Regions from separate parts of the Mus musculus genome. Here region 1 is linked to region 2. Evidence: chromatin loops called from intact Hi-C (ENCODE). Cell type or tissue: gastrocnemius. All regions are shown on one strand. Links, peaks and the distances in the headings refer to the core of each region. The heading gives the core; the rest is flanking DNA. Region 1 overlaps 2700049A03Rik (RIKEN cDNA 2700049A03 gene). Region 2 holds the start of 9630002D21Rik (a long non-coding RNA gene).

Region 1 (16,054 bases), core at 3,537-11,536, 370 kb after region 2:
TAAGGATGTTGAACATTTTTTCAGGTGCTTCTCTGCCATTCGGTATTCCTCAGGTGAGAATTCTTTGTTCAGTTCTGAGCCCCATTTTTTAATGGGGTTGTTTGATTTTCTGAAGTCCACCTTCTTGAGTTCTTTATATATGTTGGATATTAGTCCCCTATCTGATTTAGGATAGGTAAAGATCCTTTCCCAATCTGTTGGTGGTCTCTTTGTCTTATTGACGGTGTCTTTTGCCTTGCAGAAACTTTGGAGTTTCATTAGGTCCCATTTGTCAATTCTCGATCTTACAGCACAAGCCATTGCTGTTCTGTTCAGGAATTTTTCCCCTGTGCCCATATCTTCAAGGCTTTTCCCCACTTTCTCCTCTATAAGTTTCAGTGTCTCTGGTTTTATGTGAAGTTCTTTGATCCACTTAGATTTGACCTTAGTACAAGGAGATAAGTATGGATCGATTCGCATTCTTCTACATGATAACAACCAGTTGTGCCAGCACCATTTGTTGAAAATGCTGTCTTTCTTCCACTGGATGGTTTTAGCTCCCTTGTCGAAGATCAAGTGACCATAGGTGTGTGGGTTCATTTCTGGGTCTTCAATTCTATTCCATTGGTCTACTTGTCTGTCTCTATACCAGTACCATGCAGTTTTTACCACAATTGCTCTGTAGTAAAGCTTTAGGTCCGGCATGGTGATTCCACCAGAGGTTCTTTTATCCTTGAGAAGAGTTTTTGCTATCCTAGGTTTTTTGTTATTCCAGATGAATTTGCAAATTGCTCCTTCTAATTCGTTGAAGAATTGAGTTGGAATTTTGATGGGGATTGCATTGAATCTGTAGATTGCTTTTGGCAAGATAGCCATTTTTACAATATTGATCCTGCCAGTCCATGAGCATGGGAGATCTTTCCATCTTCTGAGATCTTCTTTAATTTCTTTCTTCAGAGACTTGAAGTTTTTATCATACAGATCTTTCACTTCCTTAGTTAGAGTCACGCCGAGATATTTTATATTATTTGTGACTATTGAGAAGGGTGTTGTTTCCCTAATTTCTTTCTCAGCCTGTTTATTCTTTGTGTAGAGAAAGGCCATTGACTTGTTTGAGTTAATTTTATATCCAGCTACTTCACCGAAGCTGTTTATCAGGTTTAGGAGTTCTCTGGTGGAATTTTTAGGGTCACTTATATATACTATCATATCATCTGCAAAAAGTGATATTTTGACTTCCTCCTTTCCAATTTGTATCCCCTTGATCTCCTTTTGTTGTCGAATTGCTCTGGCTAATACTTCAAGTACTATGTTGAAAAGGTAGGGAGAAAGTGGGCAGCCTTGTCTAGTCCCTGATTTTAGTGGGATTGCTTCCAGCTTCTCTCCATTTACTTTGATGTTGGCTACTGGTTTGCTGTAGATTGCTTTTATCATGTTTAGGTATGGGCCTTGAATTCCTGATCTTTCCAGAACTTTTATCATGAATGGGTGTTGGATCTTGTCAAATGCTTTTTCTGCATCCAACGAGATGATCATGTGGTTTTTGTCTTTGAGTTTGTTTATATAGTGGATTACATTGATGGATTTTCGTATATTAAACCATCCCTGCATTCCTGGAATAAAACCTACTTGGTCAGGATGGATGATTGCTTTAATGTGTTCTTGGATTCGGTTAGCGAGAATTTTATTGAGGATTTTTGCATCGATATTCATAAGAGAAATTGGTCTGAAGTTCTCTATCTTTGTTGGATCTTTCTGTGGTTTAGGTATCAGAGTAATAGTGGCTTCATAAAATGAGTTGGGTAGAGTACTTTCTACTTCTATCTTGTGAAAAAGTTTGTGCAGAACTGGAATTAGATCTTCTTTGAAGGTCTGATAGAACTCTGCACTAAACCCGTCTGGTCCTGGGCTTTTTTTGGCTGGGAGACTATTTATAACTGCTTCTATTTCTTTAGGGGATATGGGACTGTTTAGAAGGTCAACTTGATCCTGATTCAACTTTGGTACCTGGTATCTGTCCAGAAATTTGTCCATTTCGTCCAGGTTTTCCAGTTTTGTTGAGTATAGCCTTTTGTAGAAGGATCTGATGGTGTTTTGGATTTCTTCAGGATCTGTTGTTATGTCTCCCTTTTCAGTTCTGATTTTGTTAATTAGGATTTTGTCTCTGTGCCCTCTAGTGAGTCTAGCTAAGGGTTTATCTATCTTGTTGATTTTCTCAAAGAACCAACTCCTCGTTTGGTTAATTCTTTGAATAGTTCTTCTTGTTTCCACTTGGTTGATTTCACCCCTGAGTTTGATTATTTCCTGCCGTCTACTCCTCTTGGGTGAATTTGCTTCCTTTTTTTCTAGAGCTTTTAGATGTGTTGTCAAGCTGCTAGTATGTGCTCTCTCCCGTTTCTTCATGGAGGCACTCAGAGCTATGAGTTTCCCTCTTAGAAATGCTTTCATTGTGTCCCAAAGGTTTGGGTACGTTGTGGCTTCATTTTCATTAAACTCTAAAAAGTCTTTAATTTCTTTCTTTATTCCTTCCTTGACCAAGGTATCATTGAGAAGAGTGTTGTTCAGTTTCCACGTGAGTGTTGGCTTTCTGTTATTTTTTTTGTTATTGAAGATCAGCCTTAGTGCATGGTGATCTGATAGGATACATGGGACAATTTCAATATTTTTGAATCTGTTGAGGCCTGTTTTGTGACCTATTATGTGGTCAATTTTGGAGAAGGTACCATGAGGTGCTGAGAAGAAGGTATATCCTTTTGTTTTAGGATAAAATGTTCTGTAGATATCTGTCAGATCCATTTGTTTCATCACTTCTGTTAGTTTCAGTGTGTCCCTGTTTAGTTTCTGTTTCCATGATCTGTCCATTGGTGAAAGTGGTGTGTTGAAGTCTCCCACTATTATTGTGTGAGGTGCAATGTGTGCTTTGAGCTTTATTAAAGTTTCTTTAATGAATGTGGCTGCCCTTGTATTTGGCGCATAGATATTCAGAATTGAGAGTTCCTCTTGGAGGATTTTACCTTTGATGAGAACAAAGTGCCCCTCCTTGTCTTTTTTGATGACTTTGGGTTGGAAGTCAATCTTATCAGATATTAGGATGGCTACTCCAGCTTGTTTCTTCAGTCCATTTGCTTGGAAAATTGTTTTCCAGCCTTTTATTCTGAGGTAGTGTCTATCTTTTTCTCTGAGATGTGTCTCCTGTAAACAGCAAAATGTTGGGTCTTGTTTGTGTAGCCAGTTTGTTAGTCTATGTCTTTTTATTGGGGAGTTGAGACCATTGATGTTAAGAGATATTAAGGAAAAGTAATTGTTGCTTCCTGTTATTTTTGTTGTTAAAGTTGGCATTCTGTTCTTGTGGCTGTCTTCTTTTAGGTTTGTTGAGGGATTACCTTCTTGTTTTTTCTAGGGCATTGTTCCCGTTCTTGTATTGGTTTTTTTCTGTTATTACCCTTTGAAGGGCTGGATTCGTGGAGAGATAATGTGAGAATTTGGTTTTGTCGTGGAATACTTTGGTTTCTCCATCTATGGTAATTGAGAGTTTGGCTGGGTATAGTAGCCTGGGCTGGAATTTGTGTTCTTTTAGTGTCTGTATAACATCTGTCCAGGCTCTTCTGGCTTTCATAGTCTCTGGTGAAAAATCTGGTGTAATTCTGATAGGCTTGCCTTTGTATGTTACTTGACCTTTTTCCCTTACCGCTTTTAGTATTCTATCTTTATTTAGTGCATTTGTTGTTCTGATTATTATGTGTCGGGAGGAATTTCTTTTCTGGTCCAGTCTATTTGGAGTTCTGTAGGCTTCTTGTATGTTCATAGGTATCTCTTTCTTTATATTTGGGAAGTTTTCTTCAATAATTTTGTTGAAGATGTTTGCTGGTCCTTTGAGTTGAAAATCTTCATTCTCATCCACTCCTATTATCCGTAGGTTTGGTCTTCTCATTGTGTCCTGGATTTCCTGGATATTTTGAGTTAGGATCTTTTTGCATTTTCCATTTTCTTTGATTGTTGTGCCGATGTTCTCTATGGAATCTTCTGCACCTGAGATTCTCTCTTCCATCTCTTGTATTCTGTTGCTGATGCTCAAATCTATGGTTCCAGATTTCTTTCCTAGGGTTTCTATCTCCAGTGTTGCCTCACTTTGAGTTTTCTTTATTGTTTCTACTTCCCTTTTTAGGTCTAGTATGGTTTTGTTCATTTCCATCACCTGTTTGTATGTTTTTTCCTCTTTTTCTGTAAGGACTTCTACCTGTTTGATTGTGTTTTCCTGTTTTTCTTTAAGGACTTGTAACTCTTTGGCAGTGTTCTCCTGTATTTCTTTAAGTGATTTATTAAAGTCCTTCTTGATGTCCTCTACCATCATCATGAGATATGCTTTTAAATCTAGGTCTAGGTTTTCGGGTGTGTTGGGGTGCCCTGGACTGGGCGAAGTGGGAGTACTGGGTTCTGATGATGGTGAGTGGTCTTGGTTCCTGTTAGTAGGATTCCTACGTTTACCTTTCGCCATCTGGTAATCTCTGGAGTTAGTAGTTATAGTTGACTCTGTTTAGAGATTGTTCTTCTGGTGATTCTGTTACCGTCTCTCAGCAGACCTGGGAGACAGATTCTCTCCTCTGAGTTTCAGTGCTCAGAGCACTCTCTGCTGGCAAGCTCTCTTACAGGGAAGGTGCGCAGATATCTTGTTTTTGGACCTCCTCCTGGTCGAAGAAAAAGGCCCAAAACAGGGCCTCTCTCAGAAGCTGTGTTGCTTTGGCAGTTCCCAGAAGCTGTCAGCTTCTGTGGTGCAGACTCTCACCTGTGCAGACTAAAATCCTAAGTTCCAGGGAGTCCTGGAACCAAGATGGTGACCGCTGCTCCTGAGGCCAAGGCCGTCTCCCGAGCCAGGCGGACACCTGTCCTCTGGTCCGGATGGTGGCCGGTTATCTGCGGCCCGCCCAGGCTGCTGCCTCAGCGGCTCTGTGCTTCTGCCCGTCCCAGAAGCTGTCCGGTTCTCTGGCGCACCCTCTAACCTGTTCAGACTAATTTCCTAGGTCCCGCGGAGTCCCGGAACCCAGATGGCGACCGCTGCTGCTGAGGCTGAGGTCGCCTCCCAAGCCAGGCGGACACCTGTCCTCTGGTCCGGATGGTGGCCGGTTATCTGCGGCCCGCCCAGGCTGCTGCCTCAGCGGCTCTGTGCTTCCGCCCGTCCCAGAAGCTGTCCGGTTCTCTGGCGCACCCTCTAACCTGTTCAGACTAATTTCCTAGGTCCCGCGGAGTCCCGGAACCCAGATGGCGACCGCTGCTGCTGAGGCTGAGGTCGCCTCCCAAGCCAGGCGGACACCTGTCCTCTGGTCCGGATGGTGGCCGGTTGTCTGCGGCCCGCCCAGGCTGCTGCCTCAGCGGCTCTGTGCTTCTGCCCGTCCCAGAAGCTGTCCGGTTCTCTCTAAATCAAGTTTTTAATGGACTTTGCACAAAGCAAAATTTACCCATTGAGCTTTAATATTTATCTCTATAGTAGTTAATATGTACAAAGCAATTTATCAGAATGACTTCCTCCTTAATTCTCTAGTACACTATAAGACCAATTAAAACAAAGACAATAACATGCAAACTGTAGAGTAACTAATGCTCTGCTGTCACACTTGCTGTTTTCATTCTGTATGTATGACCTTCTCTGGTCCTATGTCACTTCTCTAACATTTTTTCTTTAACTGTCTAGCAAATAAATTGAGAATTAGCTTATCTGCTGTTGAGAGAAAAAAAAAACTTCTTTGCTGATGATATGGTAAACCCCAAAACCTCTAAAGGATTTGGGTCTCTAATAAAGGAATAGAACCAATAGTATTGGTGATCCTAAAATAACTATGGGAATTAGTAAGAGTCTTAGTAGTAGTGCCATGACTGGACACTAACATAAACATGCAAAGCTATTACCTTTTCTCTTCATTATAACAATAAATAATATAATAGAAAAATTCTCTTACTATCAAGATCAAACCTATAATATAACAGCAAAATTATTAGACATAGAATCTATGAGAACAACTGTAAAATCTTACTGAAGGTCAAAAATCCTACATGAGGCCAGATGTGGAATTTTCCACTTGTAAATCCATGTTATTTAGAAAAAGGACACAAACAAGCAGGTGAGTCTATTTTTAAAGTCTATCTGGTGGGGAAATGAAGAGTATTTCAAGACAAGCACAAACAAAGGCAGTTCATGGCCACCAAGCCAGTACTCCAGGATTCTTGAAGGAATGCTGCTACACACAGAAAAGGAAGATTGCCATCTCCATCACAGGAGCAAAGGAAAGAACACATTATGACAGGAAGAGTTGTTTATATCTTCTTGATTGAACTTTGACATCATAGTTACCTACAAGCTCATCCATTTCTTTTAGTGTTTTTAGTTTTGGTAGTTTTGTTTTGTTTCCCCAAGACAGAGTCTCACTATGTAGCTCTGGTTGTCCTAGAACTCTCTATATAGACCAGGCTGGCCTCAAAGTCATGGATATCCACCTGCCTCTGCCTCCAAACGTTGGCATCAAAAGTGTGCGCTGTCAATCCCGGCAGGGGGGATGTGCTTTTAAAGTTATTCCCTAATGATTCGCAGGCTCTGCTAGAATTTGCTGCCTCTAATATTTATTAATGCTATCTCCTCTCTCTCTCTCTCTCTCTCTCTCTCTCTCTCTCTCTCTCTCTCTCTCTCTCTCTCTCTCGGTTAGTTTGGCAAGGGCATTAACAATCTTCTTTATTAAAAAAAGAAAAAACAACTTTCTGTTTGACTCTATCTCACTAATCTCTGCTCTGTCTTACATTAGCAACACAAACTATTAACTATTACCTGACATGTACTGAACAAGGTCACCACTGATGTACAAAAGTGGTGAGAGACAGAAGGACACTAAAACATTGAAAAGAGATGGCCCAGGGCCTGGATAAACTGAAAGCTGAGCATAGAGTCAGCAATTACTCCTCCCTGGAAATAGCAAGGATATTTTCCGTGCACCAGGACACACAGACTTTAAAGGCATATCTGGGGCTGACCATGCTAGCCAAATGATTGCTATGGGTATTGCTGAGTTTGAAGCTGGCTCTCTAAAACTGGCTAAATCATAACCAAGCCTCTGGCTTAAACATTGGAAATAAAGCAATTATTGCTATCAACAAAAATGGATTCCACTGAGCAGCCTTCAGTCAGAAGAGATGTGAAGAGATTGGTTTTTTTAGATTGATTTATTTATTATATATATGTAAGTATACTGTAGCTGTCTTCAGACAACCCAGAAAAAGCATCAGATCTCTCTCCAGCCCCCAAGAAATTATTAATGAAGTGTTTACATTAAGAAAATTCATGGGCTGGAGAGATGGCTCAACAGTTAAGAGCACTGGCTGCTCTTCTGAAGGTCCTGAGTTCAAATCCCAGCAACCACAAGATGGCTCACAGCCATCCATAATGAGATCTGACCCCCTCTACTGGGGTGCCTGAAGACAGCTACAGTGTACTTACATATAATAAATCTTTAAAAAAAAAAAGAAAAGAAAGAAAGAAAATTTCTTAGGAAAATTGGCTATGGCAGTTGGTCTGGTGCTGTTATGTATTCAAATGCTAAATGTTGGGATGTAAATTAGAATAGCTCCAAACCTGCCCAATCTAGGCTTACAACTTGTAAATAAGATACCTGGATTGTGTGTCTTCTATATGGGACAGCTAGAATTTATAACTCCTTTTACAGCTACCGCTCATGCATAGAATTCAGGGTCAGTGAGTGTCTAACTCCCACAGGGCAGCTTACAACCATCCATCACTCCAGTTCCGGGCAATCTGATGCCCTCTTCTGGCCTCTGTGTGCAACAGGGACATGTGTGGTGCACTGATGTACATGTAGTCAAAACATCTATACATATAAAAGAAGACAATTTATAAAAAGAATTGGTTATGAACCTGGCACGGTAGCATTTGTGTTGATTTCTCCTTAGGATGCAGGCAGCATGCTGGTGTCAATGGCTAGCTTGCCTTGGGTCAAGAATACAGTCAGTCATGAAGATAACAGTACCAATGCAACCCTACTGCTGGTAGCTTTGGAATGTATCCTACCATTAATTTGCCTAACTGAGCAGCCAATGTACGCACCTGCCTCCCAGGTGTCTATAAAACTATCGGTACCGGTACTGTTGCTGTGGGCCAAGTGGAGACTGCTGTTATCAAACCTGCTTGGTAGGTAACTGTGCTCTAGTCAATGTCACAATTGAAGTATAAAGTCGACTGAAATGCACCTGAGGTTCTTTCTGGTGACTCTGGGGGAGTCAATGCCAAGTACGTCTGTCTGAGATGCTCCTTGCGGCAATAGCAAAAATGACCTGCAATCGAAGTGCTGGCTTCACTGCTCAGGTGACTCCTGAATCATTCAGGCCAGAGAAAAGCTGGTATTGCGCCTGAACTAGACTATCACATAGTTCACACAGCACGCAAACTTGCTAAGCTGAAAGGAAAGACCCATCACCTTTCTGCTGGGAAGCTGGAAGATAGCCCTACATTATCCTACTTGGTGAAGCTGCCACCATTAATATAGTTCCAGGTAAGCCTTTGTGCTTTCAGAGTTCCTTTTGGATCATTTTGCTATTCATATGACTCAGACTGTTCATCAAGGCCACAGACAAGAAGGTGGTAAGGTCATCACATCTGCCCAAAGAGCTCAAAAAAACTAAATGAATGTTAGTGTTACACCTGTATGCATGGTCTCAGAACTATTTGTTTTAATTGGCCATTTAAATTTAATACAAGGTTAATAATGACAAGGTGCAATAAAATCTCCTAATCAAAAAGGGACAATGTTTTATTTTATGGACCTTTTTAATGTACGAATTATTAGTTTTTAAAATCAGTAAATTTTGATAGAAGAAACATGACCAAAAAAAAAACCCCACAAACCTCACCACAGAATTTTAAGACCCATTAAAACAAAGTTTAATAAGGGAGCGATACAGACTGCGATGGTTAATGCTATCAATTGGATAGGACCTAGATTCACTTAGCAGACAAGCGTTTGGGCATGTTTGTGCGGATTATCCACGTCAGATTGACTGCGGAAGGACCGCATGCCTGGAGATGGCCACGGTTCTGGAGGGAATACAAAGGACAAAGCGGGCTGAGCCTCATCAACCATCCCTCTCGGCAGTAGCCTTACGCACCTGCTGTCCTGTCCTCCCTTCTGTAATGCCTGTGCCCTTGAACTATAGCCCCAAATGAATGCTGTGTCCCAGCAGCAGACACAGAAGGACAGGGACTGGCACTGAGAAGTGGACTGCTGCTGTGATAAACATGACCATGATTTATGGGAAGACTGAGGACAGGCTGTCAGTGGTGGCTAGCAAAGGCTAGAACGCTGTAGGCAAAGGCTAGAACGCTGTAAGCAGAGGCTAGAACGCTGTAAGCAGAGCTTACCGGGCCTTTCTGGGTAGGAGCCTGGAAGAAAAGCTAACAAGAGAAACACAAACAGTGGAGGTTTATGAGGCTCCAGGAAGGAATGAGGACTCTGTTAGAAACTGGGTTAATGGCACTCCTGTGATGTCCTGGCAAAGAATTTGACTTCATTTATGTCCTGAAGACTTGAGTGGGGTTCAATTTAAATGTAAAGGACTAATTTGTTTGGCACAGGAAATTCCAAGACAGGAGCACACTTGGCTGTGGCGCAGCAACTGTCCAACTGCTCCACTCTAGGACTATGTGAGGAAGAAAAGCAGCTAAGCAGAAAGAAAATGTGTACTTTTACAAGGAAAATAGCAGGAGCAAGTTAACCTTACAGGCAAGGCAGGTTTGAAGGCAGCTGCAACTGCTCAAGTGACTCGCACCATTAAGGAAGTCTGCTGCTGTGTTCTACACAACAGCAAAGGTGTCCTGAGGGCAAGGCTCCAGCCAGTGAAGGCTCCATTTCATAAAAAATGTCAATTCATTTGCAAGGGGAGCCCCTGACCTGAAACACACTGCTACCGAAGCAGCTCCCTGTTCTCTGAACCGGAAGGGTTTCTCCAGGCTCAGCAGACAGAAGCAGAAGCTGATGTGGCTGTGGTCTGAGGGGTCAGGCTCCATCTCAAGCTGGCAACAGAACTTGGCATCACCATCACTGGCTTTGCCGGCATGAGAAGCAGACTAAGGGGATCATGGAGGGCTGACTACCATGTCAGAAAGCCCCGAGGCAAAGCAATGCAGAGCAGGACCGGAGGTCCTGAGAGGCCATTGCAGGAAACTACAAAAGAAAGACCTAATTTACAATGGAGAACCCAGGATGTTAGAAATACCAGAACCAAGGAACAGCTGCCAAGGACAACTCCAGACACGGAGTAGAGTTGACACAAGATAAGGATATGTATGCGGTAGTGACAGAGATGGAGGGATGAAGAAGGGGCTACTTAAGTCCTTTGGGGCCCAGAGATTGCATCACAGGTCCCAGAGCTGAACACAGAGTTGCAGGATTTGATACATTCTCTGCTGAGTTTTAGTCTCGCTTTGGTCTGATTTCCTCTAATTGTCCCAATTATTCCCTTCTGGACTTTTAAACAATGTTGTAATGATTAAAAATGATGGAGATTTTTTTGGATTAAATGAATTTTTTATTATAAAATGGTCATGAGTCTATGGGGGAAAAGGGTGGAAAGTTATGGCTTAAAAGTAATTGGACTGGATGCCAAATTAGTAAGATTTAGAGTTGTAATGGTTAACATCATCAGCCTGACAGGATCTTGAATTTCCTAGAAAACGAGCCTCTGGGCATGCTGTGAGGAATTATCTACATTAGGTTAACGGAGGCGGGAAGACCACCTTAGGCATTCCATGGGCAGGGTCCTAGGCTGAATTAAAAGAAGAAAGCAAGTGGAGCATCGGCGGCCATCATCCAGCTCCTCCCACTCCTCCCGCCACGCCTTCCCTGCAGTGATGAACCCATTCTTCACTAGGTTGCTTTGGTAAGATATTTATCACAGCAACAAGACGAGTAACTAAGACACAGAGCAATGACTCGAACGGGGGACCCAGAAATCAACCTGCACAACTACACCCACTAATCTTTAACGAAACACAATCATTAGGAAAAGGAGGGCTGGTGAGATGGCTCAGCGGTTAAGAGCAGCAAACGCTCTTCCAAAGGTCCTGAGTTCACATCCCAGCAACCACATGGTGGCTCACAACCATCTGTAATGAGATCTGACGCCCTCCTTCTAAAGTGTCTCAAGACAGCTACAGTGTACTTACATATAATAAATAAATAAATCTCTAAAAAAAAAAAAAAAAAAGAAAGAGGACAGCCTCTTTAACAGAGTGTTAGAAAAACTGGGTATCTACATGTGAAAAGGTATGGGTATCGATAGTTCTTGCCCTGCACAGAAATCAAGTGGATGAAACACCTCCACAGTTATAAGGCCTAAAACTCTCAAACTGCTAGAGGTCCTTAAGATACAGTCACAGGCATGGGCTTTGTGAAAAGAACTCCTATGGTAACATAGGAAATTATTCTAAGAATAAGCAAATGAGAGTACAAGAAATCAAGCAGTTCCTACCCAATGGAGAAACTACCAACAGAGGGAGGAGGCAGCTTACAGAAGGAGAAAAATGTGTATCTTTGTGAGCTACATGTCAGACAAGAGATTACTATCCAAAATATAAAGAACTGCACAAACAAAACACTTAAAAAAAAAAAAAAAAAAACCTAACTGGGGCTGAAGAGATGGCTCAGCAGTTAGGAGCACTTGCTGCTCTTACAGAGAACCTAAGTTCAACTCCCAGGTCCCAGCTCGCCACCGTCTGTAACTCCAATTCCAGGCTATCTGACACCGTCACAGACATACATACAGGTAAAACACCAATGCACGTAAAACAAGAAGAAACAAAGTATTTTTAAAAGTGAATTATCCCAACAATAATGGAGTAATGAACTGAATAAACTTCTTAGAGAGAACACGGGCTGGGGACACAGGGACCATGCTCACTGTGCAGACAGGAGGCTCTGTGTTCAGATCGTTAGCCGCCATGTAAAATCCAGGCGCATTGCTGTGCCTGTACCCTCAGTGCTGGGAAGACAGAGGCAAGTAGATCCCAAAGGCTTACTGGACAGGCAGTCAAATCAATTGGCAGTCTCCACGTTTAGTAAGAGAAACTAATTCAGAAAGCAAGGGGAAGCATTGTAAAGGAAGCTGTCAGTACTGACCTCAGGTTTCCACACCCATGCACAGGCTTACACACACACACACACACACACACACACACACACAGAGACAACAATTTCTAAACAGAACTACAAATGTCAATAAATATTCAAAAAAGTATTTAATATTCCCAGCCATTAGGGAAATGCAAATGAAAACTGCTTGAGATTCCATTTTACCCCAATCAGCATAGTTATTATCAGAAATAAAGGCAAATGCTAAAAAATGTGAAGAAAGAAAAATGCGTATTCACTGTTGGTGGGATATAAACTGGTATTGCCTTCATGGAAGTCAGTGTGGAGGTTCCTCAAAAGCTAAAGACAAAATCACCACAGGACCCACTTAGAGCACAGAGGACTTGTAAGTCAACATACCACAGGATGCACATGGTTACTGATGGACTATTTACAAGCTAAAGAAATGGAAACAGACCAAAACGTCTATCAAAAGATGAATACAGAAAATATACATTAACATCACAGAATTGTATTCAACTGTAAAGAAAAAAGAAATAATGACATTTGTAAGAAAATGGATGGAACTTGAAATCATCGCGTTAAGCAAAGTAAGCTAGACAGACTCAGAAAGACAAATATCCCAGTCTACCTCTGTATAAGTTGTTAATGTAGAAGGGGACCATGAGAAAGGAGGAGACCATCTTACAGGAGTAGGGACAAGTGAAAGGGTTATGGGATGCATAGGACTCAAAAGAAAAAGGAGACTGGCAAGAAGGAAGGACACTGGTGAGAGCTGAGAAGGAAGGATAGCAAAAGGTGGGCAGGTGGAAAAGAATGAATAAGAATACCATATAATCACACACACACACACACACGTGGACGCACAGGCAAATACTGAAATGAAACCCACTACTACTTGCATACTAAACTTAAAAATTAATTTAAAAAATGAAAAATAGGAAGTTTAGACATAAGTTACTTGAACAAAGAAAGACACACAGAGTTAGAATTAAAATACATTTCAGGAGTTTAAAAAACCCAAACTCTCAACCACTCAGCTATTGCCTCTTCCAAATATAGTCACATACACATCTAAGTGTGTATGTATACACACATGCACATACACAACCAATATTGTGCCATATTACTTCATTGTTATGGTTAAGACAATACAGTGAGCCTGCTGTTGAGAACTCAGAGGCTAGAGGGGCTACTCAGTGGTCAAGCTCAAGCGCAGGATGCAGGGTTAGTGTCAGCACCACATCAGGAAGCTCACAACTGCCTGTAACTCCAGCTCCAGAGGCCCTAACTCTTCTAGCCTCCATGTACACACACATTCACATGTGTGTTGTGTGTGTGTATACATACATGCATATATATGTAAATGTATATTTAAAGATTAAATCTCAAATATTAAAATTTAGTCAAAAAAAGATATAATAAAACCTGATTCTTTGCAAACTAGTAAAAAGTATTAAATAAATAAAAACACTTATTTTGCAGACTAGTCATTATCTAAAACCTGTCTTTATAAACTTCCAATTAAGGAATCTTTTGATGTTATGATTTATTAAAAATGTTTTCTAGAATAATTTGTACATTATACTGGGTGATGGCAAGTATAAAGTCTATATCATATTACTTTTCAATTCTGTATACTCAAGAATACTGTATATTCAGAACAGTCTGATAAATCATACTGAAAGGTCACTGAGACAGTTTAGTGGCTGGCAATCCTGACGACTTAAGTTCAATTTCTAAGACCCACACAGGAGACTCAAGCTCTGGAAGTCATTATCTAAGTGTGCATGCACACACAGACATGCACACATGCACTCACAAATAGATAATAAAATATTTTAATCAGAGCAAAAAGTATTAAGTTACACACAATCCATCTTATTCTCAAATATGGTTACCTTTTTAAGATAATTACCAGTTTCAAAAAGAAATAATAGTTATCAATGATTATCAATAATAGTTATCAATTTCTGAGTTCGAGGCCAGCCTGGCCTATAGAGTGAGTTCCAGGACAGCCAGGGCTATACAGAGAAACCCTGTCTCAAAAAAACAGAAAAAAAAAAAAAAAGTTTACTCTTACACCAGCTTGAATAAATGACACTTTAGGACATTTGAAATTAGACATTAGAGCACAATGATTCCACACAAAAATAATTACTACATCACAAGCGATCTGGGTACCACCTGAGACATAAGAAATGCTGGACAGGCGGTAAGAGCCAAGACTTAACTCCTAGTGTCTCTCAGGTGCTCTATGAGAGCCCTCTAGTGTCTGTTGGGTTCTTGCACTTTCCCAGTCAGCTGTGTTGCATTTTATGTTGTATAAAAACTAATCTGAAAGTATGTAGCAAGTGTAATACTCTTACCATATGCACAAAATGAGAAAAACAGCAATTTTATGTGTATTATACTGAAAACTTCAGTCCTGAATTTCTTTCAATTCTGAACAATCTAACGCTCTCGCTGAGCATGAAGCCAACACTAAATATTCCACAATGCTCTAATGTCTAATTTCAAATGTCCTAAAGTGTCATTTATTCAAGCTGGTGTAAGAATAAACTTTTTTTTTTCTGTTTTTTTGAGACAGGGTTTCTCTGTATAGCCCTGGCTGTCCTGGAACTCACTCTATAGACCAGGCTGGCCTCGAACTCAGAAATTAGCTTGCCTCTGCCTCCCAAGTGCTGGGATTAAAGGTATGTGCCACCATGCCCGGCAAGAGTAAACTTTTTTGTATTGTTGAAATTTATCTTTTGATTTTGGAATAAATTCTTAAATAAATACGGTAATATTTTATATCATTTTAACGCTCCTACTTCGGAGTCGTGGGTCTTTTGGCTTTGTTTGGTTTTGGTTTTTTGCTAGTGACACTACTTGTTGCCTACTTTATATTTATATTATAGTAATGACTATGAACAAGAAACAAGTTGAAGCAATTTTCTTATTCCAGTTCAAATAGACAATGAAAAAGTACAGACAACTAACAACATTACCAACTCATCTGGCCCTGAAAGTGCTAATGAACACACAAGGCAGAGGTGTGTGGAGACGCTCTGCAAAAGAGATGAAGGCCTTGACAACGAGGTGTGCAGTGGCCCAGTCATCAAACCTGGTGACAATCGTTCATTACTGAAGCGATGCTCTTATGACTACACTAATGTTGCCAAGAATTCAGTGTGGATCACTGATGGCCGCTAGACACTTGAATTAAGTTGGAAAAGTAGAAAAGTTGGGTGAGGACCTCATGAGATGACTAAAAAATAATTTATAAGTCATACCTTTGAACTTCCACCCTGTTATTCTATGCAGCGATAACCAAACATTATTTGATTGGACTGCAACATGGAGCAAAAAGTGGTTCGTATCTGACAACCATCAGTGACCAACTCAGAGGTTGGACTAAAAAGCTCCAAAACACTTCCCAAAGCTAAACTTGCATGGAAAGAAAAATCCTGGCTCCTGCCCGTGGCCAATCCATCCAGCCACGGAATCTTCCTGAACCCCAGGAAACCATGGCATCTGAGGAGCACTCAGCACACTGGGATGCTTGAGACACTCGCACACTGGGATGCTTGAGACGCTCAGCACACTGGGATGCTTGAGACACTCGCACACTGGGATGCTTGAGACACTCAGCACACTGGGATGCTTAGACAGCCCTGGCCAGCGAGGCCCAACTCTCTGTCAGCGTCTTCTCCACAACCACAGCCAACTACTTACTATAGGGACGACCCTTGAGTACTTTGTGTCAATAAAAACCTGATGGCCTATTAACAAAAAGCAGGATGTAGAAGGTGAAAGTTTCAGTAGACAGATTAAAACTCTGGTAGATAGAGGCAGGAGATTTGCCACCCAGATTCTGAGGAAGTTAGGCGTATGAAACTGAGGGGACTCGAAAAAAACAAAAAGAATAAAGAAAGAAACTGAGGGGAGGT
Region 2 (16,054 bases), core at 2,603-10,602:
GCACCCATTCATCTTATGATTAAACTTTTTGAATTCGGTGTGCTTTGGTTTACTTTTATGGATTTACATATATCTGAAATGTTAATTCAGCCCTAAAGAATAATCCTAATAGCTGCAATTTTAGCGAGGAGAGATACTTGGGTACTGAGTCGTATTCTTCCTCAGGGATCACTACATCCCAGCTGGGGGTAGGGAAGCTCCCAAGTTGCCTGGGGAAGAGACAGACCCACCAGCTAATCACTATCAGCACCAGAGACCGGCTCAATCTGCTAAGAAAACAATTATTCATCTCTTCAAATATCCACAGACTCTGGCCGTGAATTCTATCCACATTTGCAGTGAAGGTGGCGAAATGAAGCACCTGTGGAGAATTTCATGCTGGCTTTTCTCATGGATGGCTTGATCTCCGAGAAGACACAGCAGGACAGCCACTGTCACTCCAAGACATCTGTTTGTTCGTCACATAGCTGGTCTGCTTGTGCGTGGCAGCAGTTGGAGCACACCACCCTGGACTCTCGTGGTTCATTTCTAGAGCTGTGTTTTTGCAACCCTGCAAAACCAGAGTATTGTTAATTGATATTCTTTCAAACGCATAGAAAGAAGATGTTACTCCAGGGTACCTTGCCCACAATAATTAGTCATCTTATTGCACATCGCTCTGAAAAGGAGGGCCAGCATTTCTTCCATCATTATTCTTTGAGGCACAGAAGAATATTATGAAAGCTGATATAACAATCAAGGGCGAAACAAAAATTCAACATATTTTCTGGCTTAACAGACATGTCAGAGACTAACAGAATTTTCATGTTGGAAGGAAGGAGGCGCATCGTTTGAGAGAATCAAGAAGAAAAACTTCTAACCCCAGAATTGCCACCTCAAAGTTCACATCTCACAACTTGCTGTCTTCTTAATAGGGAGCTAAAAATATTTCCCCCCAAACCTAGCAAAAATGTGATTGGTAAATCTGAGGATTTTGTAGCAAATGAAAATGGTAACAAAAATGTTGAATGTTAAAAATAGAATAAAACATTTGAACCAACTGTATTGACTTAAAGTTTAAGGTAACAAACTATGTAGCTTGATATGTTTTCAGAAATGTGTCTAGCTGTTTGATTACCACAGTAACTGTGGTACAGGTCATCTCTGTAACCCCCAGAAGATTCCCTTTGGCTCACTTGGGGACCATTCTCATTTTAGGAAGCCACCAGTTTAACACCTCTCAGTACACTAAGTCCAGATTGTATAACGGGTCTGTCTTAGGAAACTCATTAACACCATTATGTGTAGATGTAGTTGATTCCTTTGTATAGTTTTCCACAGAACCCATTGGTTAGTGCACATCACAATTTGTGGATACACGGTGTATTATATTAAGGGGGTATACCCAGATGGAAAGTACAATGATTAAATCTGTGATAAACATCTTTGCCCGATCCTTTTATAGGTGTAGGCCATTTCTCTTGAGTAAACGCTAAGGTGTAAAACTGTTGGGTCATAGAGTTATAAATGTAGCCTTGTAAGAAACTGTCAAATATCTGTCCAAAGTGGTTATAGCATGCAAGTTCACAAAGGAGATTGGAGAGTTTCAGTTTCTCTATGTCCTGGGACACTTGGTATTTTAATCAGGCTTATTTTAGTCATGAAAATAAATTGAAATGCTACTACGTAGTGATTTTAATCTGCACACTCTCATACATGCTAATCGTGACGGTACTTTCTAATGTTAATTTTATAACAGGTATCTTCATTTGTTAAATGTCTGCGTAAGCCTTTTTTATTGGTGCTACTGGGTAAAGAATTACCCCTTTTTAATTCATCTGTGCGAGTTTTAACGTACTATAGAGAAAATTTTCATCGAGTAAATCTTTTAGATATCTCTTAATATTTGGTTCTGGATTACCTGTTCTTTTTATTAATGATCCTTTCGAGATGTAGAATATAAAATTTTTTGATACGATCACTCCTACTTTCACATAGCTCACCTAGAAGTTCTATAATTCTAGATTTTACATTTTTGTCTATGATTCTCTACATTCATCATTGCAAATGTGATAGAGAATTTGAGAGTTTTTTTTTTAAATATCCAATCATTCCAGCACTGTTTATCAAAAGGTTCTCTGCTGTGGGAGACAATGCCCCTATTGACATCATAGTGGCCCACTGTTAGAGAAGTAACCAGTCACTTCCTGGTGCTGTTTAAGCCCATCCCACAAGACAAAACCCAGGGTCTGTTAACTTGGCCAAAACCCCATGGTTGGTTGGGTCTTACCTCTAGAGGAGAACCTAATACTATTATTCTGCTAAATGAACACAGTGATAAACTGACTCTTCAGTTTTATCTTTATACCCATATATATGTGTACATCTTTCAAACCTTAATAGATAATTTTCATTTTACACTCTATGTTGGCTCACATAGAGAACCACACCTAGTCAAGGAGAAGTCAAGGAGACGCAGAGGATGATAGAATACAGATAGGACATTTATATTTTACTCTCAGTGTTCAAGGATCACCACAGAAGAAGGGACAGACAAAAGCTGTAATAGCCAGTCATGGTGGACACCTGGGGAAAACAGTATTTGGTAGACATGACAGCATCACTGCCTACAGAACTCACAGCAGCTATGAATGTGTGCATAAGACCTGCACAAGATCAAGCTGGCCAAGATCTCATGAAGCCACACCCTAGCTGAGAGCCATTGGCCATTTATGGTTGCCAGAGGAGGGAGAGTCCGTGTATTTGATCTGTGACCCCTGACCTGTGCTTAAGCAGACTGTCTTCCAGTCATACACACACAGATTATGTGGACTCAATGGGTTTTCTAAAAAAACACATGAAATTGGGAGGGGCAAATGGTAGGGAAGTAGGCAGGGATTGAAGATGTGAGGTGTGTAAGTTTAATCAAAATATATTATATGCATGCATGAGACTATCAAACAATAAAAGCACTGCCAAAACAGTAGGGAAAAAAGAATATCCATTTCCTCAATGACTTCACTTGAAACTTTTATCAAAAAATTAGCTGTTAGCAAGTATCTCTCCCTCTAAACTTTATTTTGTCTCATTGATCTGGTTCATGCCATTGTGCCAACATAACATCTTGATAACTTAGTTTCCTACTAATTTGAAATCAAATAGCATACGTTTTTCAACTAATTCCTTCTTGAAGAAAATCTGTTTTTACATTTCCACATAAATATAACCAGCATTTTAATCTCTCTCTCTCTCTCTCTCTCTCTCTCTCTCTCTCTCTCTGCGTGTGTGTGTGTGTGTGTTTGTGTTTCTCTATCAATGTGTTTTCTCCTATGATTTCCTGAATTCCCTCACCTGCTTATTGGCACATAAATTTTTCTCTTAACACACTTGTCATAGTTATTTTAAAGGACTCTTCTGTTTATTTGAACATCTGGATTGAACCCATACATGAACTGTGTACTGAAGGATTTTCTTTTAGCCATGTGCCATATTCTCTAGATTTTTAATGTTTCATAATTTTAATCGTATGAAATGCATAGTATCAAAATTAACACTAGAAAATGAAATCAGCATTTTTATAGAGTATGCATGGACATAGATGTTTACATGTGTATGAGTTTTTATGTATGCATATATACACTCATATGGATTTATATATATGTATATTCAAATATGCTTCTCATGAGAGTTGGTATCCTTCAATGGTGTCCTAGAACTAAATTCGAACTACACCAGACGTGATTTCAAGCCTGTAAAAACATGAGACTTCAAAGTTGCCAGCTATCATCTTGTTTTCCTAAGCCATCCGCAGATAGAAATTAATTAACACAATTCCCATGCAAAATCGCCGCTTGTTCAGAGAGATTGCCTTTGGATTTGCCATTGCTGCGTTTAGTAGCTGGGAACATTGTCAAAAGCTCAGCTACGCTTCCCTGTCCTGACCTAACAGATTTCTCTTTCATCTCTCCCATATTCAGCAGCTAGAGAAAGTGACTTATTTTTCTTGGTGTGATGGAAAGAGCTTGTGTCAGGAGTTCAGCCTCTTCAGACAGTGCTCACAGCTCTTGTGTTAGTCATCTACTGCGTATGATGCACTTCCCGCCCTAAGCATAGCTATTTAAGGCAGTAAACACTTGTTATTCTGCGGATTCTAAGGGTCAAGAGTTTGAGCGTGGTTCAGCTGTGTGATTCTGGCTCCGGATCGCTCCTGAAGTTGCAGCTGCTTTGTCAGTAGAGGCTATAGTGATCAGCAACCTGAAAGCATGAGCCCAGCTGTGGATATAACAAGGGGGCTTCAGGTCCTTGCTGGCTATTAGCCAAAGGTCTCAAGTCCTCATGCCATGGTCCTCTTCAGAGAGACGGTCACAATGTGCCGACCTGATGTGCTCCACAGAGCAAATGCATCAAGAGAGGAAGGCTGCAAGAGCAAGCCAAAGGGAAGCAACGTCGTCTTTTGTAACCTACTCTGGAAAACAGCAACGCTTGGCTATTGACCCATCCCAGTACAGTATGGGCAGGAACCCAAGACAGGCTTTGTATCTGCCATATTCTGTGGTGTTCCTGCACTGATCCCAGTACACAGTGGGAGGAAGCACAAAGCCATAAATATTAAGTAGCTGAGACCCCTGGGGACCATCTTGGCTATTGGCTACACAGATTTTAAGTAACATGATTCGTTTGCTTATTGGCTATTCTCTCTCATTTCAGTGTTAAGAGTGTCTTTTACACTCTCTTGCACTTTGACCAACTCATCACAGGATGGTATCCAAGCATCTATAGTGAGTGTACAGTCTTCTAAAGCAATCCCTGCTAAACTTTCAAACTCTGTTTTAAAATTAGCTGAACCCTTGGTCCTTTGTTCATGGCTACATCAGCCCTAAGACTGTGGACCTGTCATGTTGAAAACATTAGAAGCTTCCTTGCACACTTTTCCTGGATTAGATTTCCAAGAGAACATACTAACACGATTCTAATAGTAGAAGCCATTTGAAAGGCTAGAAAGGCAACAAAATATAACACTTCAGACTCAGGTCCTGAGCCAGAAGTAGTGGTGCACACCTCTAGTCCCAGCACTCAGAAAGCAGAGGCTGGCTTGTTTCTGTGAGTCTGAGGCCAGCCTTAGTCTATAGCATGAGTTCCAGGACAGCCAGAGCTATATGGTGAGACCCTATCTCAAAACAAAACAAAAAGACTTATGTCCTAGAGACAAAGTGTCCCATTTGCAAATCCAAGCCTGGCATTAAAGCTTTTTGTCCCTCACTGATACAGTGGGCACATGGCTGATAGCTGCCTTACCTCTGTTCTCTGACAACAGGAGCTTCTCTATGCCAAGTCCTCTCACCATCAGTACTAGGAAGTGTGTGTGTCTCCACTGAGCCCACTGGGCAACCGCGTTATCAGCTAAAGCGCCACTCCTGGACCAGTCCTTAAGCTCCTCCTCCTGTTTTAGGGAACCCTTTAAACTGTTTGCAGGTTGTGCTTAAAAGGTTTTTATTTTTCAAAGATTGTAAGCAGCAAGGGAAGGCAGCGAATTTTAAGATTAATTGCTGAATTTTAAGATTAATTTTGAGAACATGTTGCCTAAGGGGTTAGAGAAGGGGCTTGGTGGGTTGAGTGCTGGTGTAACCTGCATGAAGCTCTGGGGTCTATCCCCAGCACCACATAAACTAGGCATAATAGCACACACCGGTATGGCCAAGACTCAGAAGGCCGAGACAAGAGGCTCAGAAACTCAGGGTCATCCTTAGCTACATAAGAAGTTCCAGGCCAGCCTGTGCTATGAGTTTCTAGGTTTAGTTTTGTTGTTGTTTTGTTTGTTTGTCTGTTTGTTTGTTTGTTAAGTGTATCAGTTAGGAGAACAAGGAATTTTGAAGCTATTTGTGGACTTCAGAGATTTAGCTCCAGGTATCCCCTTGCCTGTGCCCCACTCCCCCAGAAGTCAGCAAATCTGTGACGTGAATTGAAGTTGCATTTTTTTTTTCATGTGTTTTGCGAGTTCCTACTAAGGTCCCAGGAGAGGCGGGGTGGCTGGAGTGTAATCAGAGGCATCTATTTGTCGCCAGCTGCAGTGACTCTCTGCTTAAGTCTGGAACAAGGTCATCACTCTCAGCCTGTCACGCACAAGCGCACAGCGGGCCTGGCAGAGGCTCATTAGTATGCCACACATTCCATCAGCTAAATTTGCTATTTCATTTAGAATGCCTCTGATTGCATTTTTTATATATACATTCCCGGGCTCCTCAGAGGAACGGATGCCACTATTAGTGAGCTGACAGGCAGTCGAGCATACGTTGATGTGTTTGCCATTAAACTATGGGGGAGAGTTATTAAAAACATTTGGCTATCAACTATGAATTTGGTTAGAATCATTTAAGATATAGAAGTACTTTTAAACAAAAGAATAGGAAATAAATAAATCAATCAAAGAAGATTGGTGGGAGAAGAAGATCACTTAAATAAGTTGGAATTTACTAGAAATGATTTGTTTTGCTCTATAATTATGACCATATAAAAGAAAATGAATGCAGATATTTTAAGGCTATAAAAACATTCAGTTGACATTGGGCATTGGCTCCTACTGCTGCAAAAGACACATTACACATTTTGCAAACCTGATATTTTTGTTTAAACTGAGTATGTCCCTTTAAAAGATAATTAATGTTTATGGTAACCATGCTCTTCTCTATATTTCTTCAGACGTGATGGACCAGATGACATTTGTCTTACTACCTCACAGAAGAAGCAAGTGAGGCATCCTCTCCTATGGGCTGTGAGAGAGATGTACAATTTATGCTTCTACCAAGCGAGCTACTAAAACATGGAAATTTATGATTTTTGCCCCCTAGAAAAACCTCATTAAGCTCCTTGAAGAAATGCAAACCTCGTGAGCAGTAATCAAAGCCTATGAAGCCCCCAGAGCGGTTAACAGAGCCCACTTCATCAGACAGTCCCACCGGGGACAGAGCTGCCCGGGGACACGCTTCTTACTGAATTCATTATTGAAACTCCACTGCAGAGTCACCAGGCTAAACATCCCCCCATGCTAGAATGTTCCATAAGAAGCTTTCCTGAGAACATACTGACCTTTTGTTATTGCCAAATTCCCAGGAATCATCATCACGGGCGGCATCTGGAAGTACCCCACGCCAGGCAGATCCACGGGCAGAACAGTCCAGGCATAGGCAATGGCAGCCCATCACCAAGGACAGAATTCTGTACAACATAAACCTTCCTGTGAGTCACTGTAACTTAAAACTGCGGCTCCTGTGGGCAGCATCACGCAGCACCCGTGCCTATTCTATTTCGTTTTGTTTCTTTGGTTTTATTTGTTTTGTTTTGTTTGGGGGGGGGGGTGGGTGGCAGGGTTTCTCTGTGTAGCTCTGCCTATCCTGGATTTCTCTATTTCTACTAAAAGAAATTTCGGGCTTATGAGTCTGAATGAAACTACATTTAACCCATGAGATGAGGAAGGTGCCCTTTGTGGAGAATGGGCAAGAAGTTTGTGTTTGTGTGAGTGGATACCATGAGTATGCTGGAGTTAGCAGAGACCAGAAGAGGGCGTCAGAACCCCTAGAACTGACATTACAGTTAGGAGCATCCCATGTGAGGGCTGGGTATCAAAGGTTCTGCAAGATCAAGTGTAACCTCCCCACCCTCGGCCTGAAACCTGTTAGCTCAGGTTTCACTATTAGCAGGAAGGGAGCGTGGGGTGGAGCCTGCCGCCCCGCCCCATCGTTCTGCCACTCCCACTGCTGCTACCTGCTACCTGCCGCCTAGCTGCTCCGGAGCCAAGCACGTGGTCACCTGCAACTGGACTCCAGGATTGTTTGGCAGGAATGAGCCCCTTCCCCCTTCTTCATAACCCAGTGCACTGAATAGTAAAATTGAGCTTTGATTAGAAACCGGTTGTCTTAGCTCCGTTCTTTCTCCCGTCAGTCTAGTTCCTTTTCTTTCAGCTCGAGTCTGCCATCTCAGCCATACCAGTTCCTCGCGAGCCGCTGGACGGCCCGCGACAATCAAGGAGTGCTTTTAACCACTGAACTATCTCTCCAGACACTCTCCACCTACCCGACCCCCACCCCCACCTCACCCCACCCCACCCCCATCTTAATTTCCTACCGTTGCTGTGACAAAGTACAAGTGGAATAAACCAGCACAAGGGTTGTATGTCATCATCTTGGAGATGACATGTCTTAAATCACTCTGCTGTCAGGGCCCAGCTCCCTCTGAAATCTGATGTGGTCGATCCCTCCTTTTCTAGCTTCTGCCATTTATCAGCAATCCTTGGCATGCTCCTTAGCTTGAGGCTGCACTGCCCCACCTTCTGCCTCTGTTGTCCCACAGCCCTCTGGTCTCTTGTCTTCCTTTTCTTCTGAGGCCATCAGTCATACTGATTAGCACCCAACCTAATATCCTTGTTTTAACTGGATAACATCTGCTAAGACACAATTACCAAGGAAGGTCACATTCACAGGTTGCAGGACCAGGACATCGATCTGTCTTTTGGGAGATACTGCTTAACCCAAAATAGACCACTTTAGCTGGAAGAGTCTGCAATACTACAGGCAGATGACACAAGATGCAAACCAAGAGAGACATGGCCGAGGAAGACAGAGGGAACCTTGTTAGGGAAAGAGTATAGGCCACGAGTGGATTCATCAAGCTAAGACAATAAGTAAACTGAAGTCAATGCATATCAGATACAGTCACGGAAAAGGCTCTGTTGAGTCTAAAGAAAGCAGTTTCTGTATTGTGGTGAGGGCTGTGACCACATCGAAGTAGGCAGCAGCAAGTGTAGGCTGGTTTCTCCAGACACGTAGCTGTGTAGGGATAGGATGAACAAGAGATATTAGACAGCTAAGTGGCATTTTAAGGCAGGCACTGGTGTTCAGAGTCTGAAAGCACTTAACCCTCAAAGGTGCTTCTTCACCATGAACAGCTATTGACTCAAGCAAATATCGACCACGATGAGAACGCTGAAGACAGACATCTCCAAACTGGTAGTAAGGATTGTACTGGAGTGCACACTGCCCCGACTTTTCAACAGGCATTCCCTGCCCTGCCTATCATGGGAAGGGCAAGATGAGTGTAGAGGTGATTTAAGATGGGCTTGCTGAACATGCACAGTTGTGTGTATATGTGTGTGTGTGTGTGTGTATGTGTGTGTCTGTACACATAACTGTATGCTTTTACCTGTATCTGTATATGCATACATATGTAGATATATATAATATTATGCATCACTTAATGACAAGGATATGTTCTCAGAATAAGTTGTGTGTGATAATGTGTGTGCATTAGTATGGTACATACACACGAGTATGCTCAGAGACCTAAGGGATGTGGCATATGTCCTGCTCTGTCAATTTCCACCTAGTCCCTTGAGACAGGGTCTCTTAACTAAAACTGGAGCTGGGCTGGTAGCTAGCAAGCCTGGGTGATCCTCTTCTCTGTGCCTCCCTCAGCATATTACCAACACATATGACCACATCCAAACTCTTACATGGATGCTGGGGATCTGAACCCAGGTCCTCATGCTTTGGTAGCGAGCCCTCTTACCTCTGCTCTAAGAATGATTTTCTTATCACATAAACATCGGTATGCACTAATGACATATTGCTTGATAATATTAAATAAGAGCACATTTAAACTCATAAGGACATACAGTATGGTAGATAAAGCAGGATTGTAGTTGTTCTATATCAAGTACTGTGCATTGTTCACAGTGTGCTGAACTTCTATGTAATTGCAGCACAGTAGATCACCCGGCATCACAGAAATCATGTGAATAAGTCATTGTTCTACGACACCAGGACATAATAGGAATTTTTCAGCTCTGTTATCATTGAAGAGATAACCTTCAAATGTGTGGTCTTCTGTTAGCCAAAACATCATTACATCATGCATGACTGAGTGCACACACAAAGTTTCTTCTTAATGCATTGGCCCACATGATAGCAAGGGGTTGGGAGCAAGTCCAACATACTAAGGTAACCTGGAAACTTAGGCAGAAGTTGAGTCATAGTCCTGAGGCAGGAGAATGTTTTCTTTGGGAAATCTTAGCTTTTACACTTGGGGCCTCCAGCTGATTGTATAGGGCTCCACACGTATGACTGGAGGTGATCCAGACTCAGAACCAACGGATTGGAGATGCCGTTCACATCTACGGTGTCTTCACGTCACCACTTAGATTAAGGTTTGAGTGAATACTGACTGGGAGCAATAGCACCTCCCCCCGCCCCCAAGTCAGCACGTAAAAATGACAACTATGCTACTGTCCTCCAAACAACATCAAGAGGCCACAGATTCAGAGGTGTGTCATTTTCCTGGGGCAGCTGTCACGAATGCATTACGCGTGCAAGCATGTGCTTGGGCGTTCACAAGATAGCTGTTATCCTAGGAAGTGTCACATGGGAGATGGTGTTAAACCACAAACAACACTGTGTGACACAAGTAGCACTTGCACTCTTTCCAAATGTAAAATCTGAACCATACTATACACTGCTTGTTCACGTATAAAAACTAGATTATATTTACTATCTGCATAGTGCAAAGATAGCTGTTCATTGTCTTGTAGGAACACTACCTGCTCTTGTCTGGAGAGATCATTAACTTCCTACCCTCTTGGAGTAAAGTTTTCTACATTTGGATCTGCCTTTCTCAACATGGAACAGAACGCTTCCATTATCAAAGGATCACAGGATCCTGTTTCATGTGAGTGTACGGCACAGACAAATGACAATGAAGGATGAAGTGCAATTTCCTGAGAAAAAGACAGTTGACAAAAACAGAGACTGCAGAAGATGGTAGCTTTATAACCACCGTATGTATTTTTTTTTCTATATTGCTATCACAGAAACTCCATCAATACGAAAATTATGCAAACCAAGCAGGGATATTTTTTCATATACACACACTGGACATTTGAGGATGTCACCAGTTCAGAATTGCTGAATACTGTTAGTAGCTTCAAGGTTCCAGTCCATGTTTCAAAAGACTGTGGAAATCTGTGAATCCCACATACACAGACTGAACCTCCCCAAACCCAGGCATTAAAGGGGGCTTACAGTCCTTTCCCTAACAACGGTCCTTTCCCTAACCACGGTCCTTTCCCTAACCACGGTCCTTTCCCTAACCACGATCCTTTCCCTTCTACATGATTTTACTCTCCCAAGAAAGCTTTTTCTTTTAAAAAAAAAAAATTAAATGACATGCCAGCCAAGAGGGAAAGCTACCATTGAACATCCAGTGTTGTCTTTCATAACTCATCTTTTCAAAGAGGAAAAATGGCCCTCTTTCCTATAAAATGCTGTTGGATTTGTTCAGAAGCTAAAACAATACAAACAGCATTTAACATGAATGATAGAGAAAGAGATTCTGGGGTCTCCTTTCTGGCTTCCCTTTGCCATGATTAAAAGATGTCAGTCAATTACATTTCATTTTTTCTGCCAGCTGCATTCATTATAACATTTTAGGCACGTTCTAGGGGAGAATAGCTTACTGAGTCAATGTAAAATTTGTCATTAGAAATTGAGAAGTATCCAGCGGCACATTCGTTCTTTCCTCTGCGATCGTTTATTTTGGCATGTTCGGCTTTTGATACGAGCACTGTGCCAGGGCCCTTCCGTGTATCTCATAAAACATAGTAATCTTCTTACAGTGGTTTCCATAATTTTATTACTAGGTCCTGAAGAGGAAAAAAAAGGGAATTATGAAGGAGATTAGTTTTTACATAAATATTTTATAATATCTATTTTCCATTTCTTGCCCTGACACTTTATTACCATGGACTCTTATTAATTCCATGCTTGATATAAATTAAATGGGGGATTTTGATGTGTGTGGTTGCCAGGGGCTTGAGGGCATTCGAATCTCCTCTCTAACATTACAATTGCGTAACTCCTCCCAGGATTAATTTGTCTAACCACAGTCCCCGAGCTACCCGAGAAAAGGGTGATTTAGAACTGCAATAGCCAGCTTCAGATGTGATAACGCACAACCTCTCGGTTATGCACTTTGTGGGAATTCAAAGGCGCAGTTCACCCGGAGACAATTTCTAAAAGGATTGTGAAATTGAATACAGCCAAGCGCCTCGGTGTTCAGAAGGCAATGCAGTTGTCCAGGGACTTCATTACTTGCTGGCAACTCTGTGCAAGGTTGGGGGTGAGAGAAGGTAGGGACACTCACAACACCGCTGGTCCCACTTGTTAGCAACTCGCACAAAGGGCGGCCATGGCAGTTGAAAGCAGCTCTGCCTTCCTTCCTCAGGGATCTGGGCAGGCCTTCTCTCCCCACCCCCCGCCCCCAAGCCCATCCCCATCCTAATTATCATCATGACATTGATGGGACTGACTGCTGTCACTTTCCCAAGCTCTCCCCACCCCCAAGTTAAAGATAAGTACAGTTTAAAATGCTTAAACGAACAGGATGCAATTAAGAACACGGACAATGACAGAGGACTAGGGGGAAAGGAGATAACACAAGAGACAGGGGAGCAGCTCTCAAAATGACTTAGGAAGCACAAGAATGTGACCAGAGTATCTTAAGTAATTTATAAACCTCCTTCTAAAGAAAACAATTATCCCTGACACTCCCACACCCCCATTCCCAGTTAAACACAAGATAAGATGCATACAGCTGTGTACACATTTACACACACACACACATGTATTTTACATTTCTACACACACGTTCACATTTCCCACTCATGCACGGTGCCCTTCATGGTCAGCTGAAGCCCTTGGTCATTGACTCTGCTTAAGTGTCCTTCTGGGATGCAGGCTGAAGCAGTAATCTTCTGGGATGTTACAAGGCGTGCTCGAGAAGAAAATGACAGAGGGCAGACAGCACTGCGGCTTTGCCACTGTCAACTTGACAGTGGCACGTATTGTGGCCACTCAAGCTTTATTTTGTGAAACAAAGGGCACAGTCAAACCCGCAAATCAGGATGGTGGGGAGGTATCATTTTCCCACAATAGGCAACCCTGGCAGTGACACAGCAGCTACTTTTGGAAAGTAAGAGAATTTAGGAGTAAAATAGAAAACTATACTAAACTCTTTTTTGCCTATGAAATGTCTATAAATTGAAAGCTGTAGCAATTATGAATAGAACAGAGAAGTTCAAATTGGTGATTAGTGTGTTACATCTTCTACAGACACTAAAACTCCACTCAGAGTAAGAGAAATATTACAAAGCACAAAGGTCCCAGTCTGGGTGCTCGTGTTACAATGTAGTTAGGCATGCCCTGCCTGCAGTGTTAACTTCTCCCTAGAACGTTCCCTGTCAAAGCTATGGTACTCAGACCTGCCTCAGTCAGCTGTGGCCACATTTGACCTTTGTATGGATGGAGCACATTGTTACAAATCAGGTCCATTTGTTTTCCCTAGCTCAGGACATTGAACGATTTACAACCTGGCTTCAGCAAGATGATAAAGACTAACAGTGAGATCTTACAACAGAGAGATGCAAACAACTTGGAACATAACATTGCTTTTCAAAGATATTTTTCATTGATATTGAAACAAATTCAAGAAAACAACTGTGCTGTGATCTCACTATTTTTACATGAATGCTCCTTCAGGAGCTAGGCGGGGGGGATACTTTGTATAAGCAAAATTGATCTACTTATAAATTTAAGACAATGGGCTTTTATAATCAAGTCTGTCTATCTATATCTATCTATCTCTATTTATGCCTATATGGGTGAGAAAGGGCCTCATGTAGCCCAGGATGGCCTCTAACTAGATGAACATGACCTTGAACTTGTGACCCTCCTTCCTTTGCCTCCCAGGTGGTGAGGTGATAAGCCTGTAAGACCACATCCAATTTAAGGCGTGTGTGACCACATCCAGTTTATGTGATGTTGGGGATCAAACCCAAGGCCACGTATGCTGAGCGAGTACACTACCAACTGATCTATGTCTCAGTTCCTCAAATATATTTTTGAGAAAAAAACCTGCTTAAGGCAGTCAAGGATACATGATGACAGGCCTAGCAAGGAGAGGTGAAGACTCTAAGAACAAATATGGAACGAACGAAGTAAAATAACAGAAATGAAATGTTTTCATACACGCAGTAGCCTGCTCCAGGCAAGGCAGAGATAAAGTAAGAGTAGAGAATTAGCCTGTCAGTAAACATTAGATATACAACATGAGCTAGAAAAGAAATAGCCTTCATATGTGTGTCAGGATTTTCCCTTAGGTGCCTGGCTCTTTCCACTACCTCAGTCTCTGAGACTTTTCTGTGCACCACCAAGCCTTCCAGCAGAGAAAACCCACCCAAGCCAGGGCTGAACAGAGGAATAGAAAGACAATCAACAGAGTCGACAGAGTCTATTGAGGATATTTCTGCTACTGAAGAAATGACCAGCTGGAACAGCTGGATGGCCCATGAGCCTCAGACCCCTGGCCAATGCTTGCAGAAAAGCCAATGAGAGAGAACCCCTCTTCGCTGGTACAATTGTGCCATCAGAGTTTTAGGCAAAGAATTAAGTGATTGTTCTTTGAGAAGTGAATGAGAATTCACTCAAGAGGAAGGTAAGCAACTCCCTCAGACCAGTGGTTCACAACCTGTGGGGCGTGACTCACTGGGGAGGGAGGCTCAAATGACCCTCTTGCAAGGGTCGCATAGCAGGTACCCTGCATTCGGATATTTACATTATGATTCAAAACAGTAGCGAAATATAGTTGTGAAATAGCAACAAAACTGAGGAACTGTGTTAAAGGGCCTCAGCATTAGAAAGGCTGAGAACTGTGAACTGCCTTAGCCGCCTGGATTCTGATGGTAAAGAAAAGAAGCAGAGGGGCTGGAAAGTTGGCTCAGCGGCTAAGAACACACACTGCTCTTCCAGAGTTCCTGGGTTCAATCCCCAGGAACCACATAGCAGCTCACAACCATCTGTAATGGAATCCAATGTCCTCTTCTAGTGTGTGTGAAGACAGCAACAGTGTACTCATATGCATAAAGCAAGTAAATAAATCAAAAACAGAAGCAGCTAAGATGTGTGGGCCTATCACTGACCTTCCCTCCATCCCACCAAGATAAGATGCTGCCCATGCCATGGTGATGTGGCCAGCCATTCCCCTAGAACAGTTCAGAAAGCCCTAAATTTTGATGGAGAGGAAAACAAAGAGCCCCTTGTTGGAGACGTTTTGGTTAAATGCTGCTTGATCGGTTTTATCTGCTATATTTCGATTCCTGGCTTTTCTGAGGTTTTCTGAGATGTAAATTAGAGGTAAAAATGTGAGTTCTTGGCTCCCGAGGCTCGTTAAGAGGAGCACTGAAGGGAACTGCGGTTAGGCTGCTGGTTTTCCATCTCAGAGAGGGCAATTCATCTCCACACAAGGGCGCACTGTGACGGGGACTTAATCAGATTCAGCCAGAGTTTAAAGGTGGGTTTGCCATTCCGTAACAGTGACCAGGGAGCTGAAACCCTGGAGGATACTGAGGCAGCATCAGAAAGCACGCCCCCTACCCTTGCAGTCCAGAAGGTCACATGACATTAACCTCGCCTGAGAAAGAACACTGTTCAGTCTCACGGTTGGAAGGTTAAGCGGGGTTATGCTGCCTTGCATAAGTTTAGATATTATTGTAGTAGCATTGCTTTTCTGGGATACTATGGCCATCCCTTCTTTTATTCAGTAAAAGACTATCTTTAAAAAAAAAAAAAAAAGAAAAAAGAAGACAAACAAAACAAACAAGCAAAAAAAAACCTCCCAGAGACCTCAAGTCACTCCCGCATGTCATCCAGGTCCCTTATTACCGCCCTAGAAGCCTGAAACAACACATTTATCACTGTCTGTGCTGGTCCATGAAGGCTGTAATCTTGTGAATGCAATACTTGACACCTTTAGAAAAAGAGCAAAAAAGTTATTATCCCTTCTCCCTCCCTCCAAAAAGGTGATTTCAGAGAAAGAATGACAAAAAAAAAAAAAAAAAACAAAAAACAAAAAAAACAAAAAACTGAGTGGTTATTAGCTGCGGTGTGAGCAGGTCTAGTTGTCATGGTTCCCGGCCTGGGAATTTACCTGCTAGGCCAAGTCCCACCCTCCAGCATGGCGCTTCCTATCTATCATG

Evidence for each region. Hi-C counts contacts between places; a loop is a spot of excess contacts. Peaks named below come from ENCODE experiments on the same cell type or tissue, not always from the same donor. Only the 100,000 strongest peaks of a DNase experiment are listed, where the experiment ranks them.
Region 1: it touches region 2 in a loop (2.9-fold over the local background); 2 of 42 quality-filtered maps call a loop at or near these places.

The regions. Positions count from the first base shown.
Region 1 is chr12:71,196,199-71,212,252 of GRCm38, reverse strand. All of the region lies in intron 27 of 2700049A03Rik (RIKEN cDNA 2700049A03 gene), which reads right to left. It also overlaps the pseudogene Gm19045. Among named protein-coding and RNA genes, the nearest start is that of 2700049A03Rik, 67 kb to the right of the region's middle. In gastrocnemius, for the core only: a CTCF peak has its summit at 7,788 (motif pointing left); a DNase peak (open chromatin) is centred at 10,051; H3K4me3 peaks cover 388 bases; H3K27ac peaks cover 366 bases.
Region 2 is chr12:71,569,155-71,585,208 of GRCm38, reverse strand. It overlaps 9630002D21Rik (a long non-coding RNA gene), which reads right to left and starts at 7,278. Exons shown (of 3, transcript XR_872814.1): 1 at 7,063-7,278; 2 at 362-550. In gastrocnemius, for the core only: a CTCF peak has its summit at 7,520 (motif pointing right); DNase peaks (open chromatin) are centred at 4,503 and 7,622; H3K4me3 peaks cover 289 bases; H3K27ac peaks cover 1,329 bases.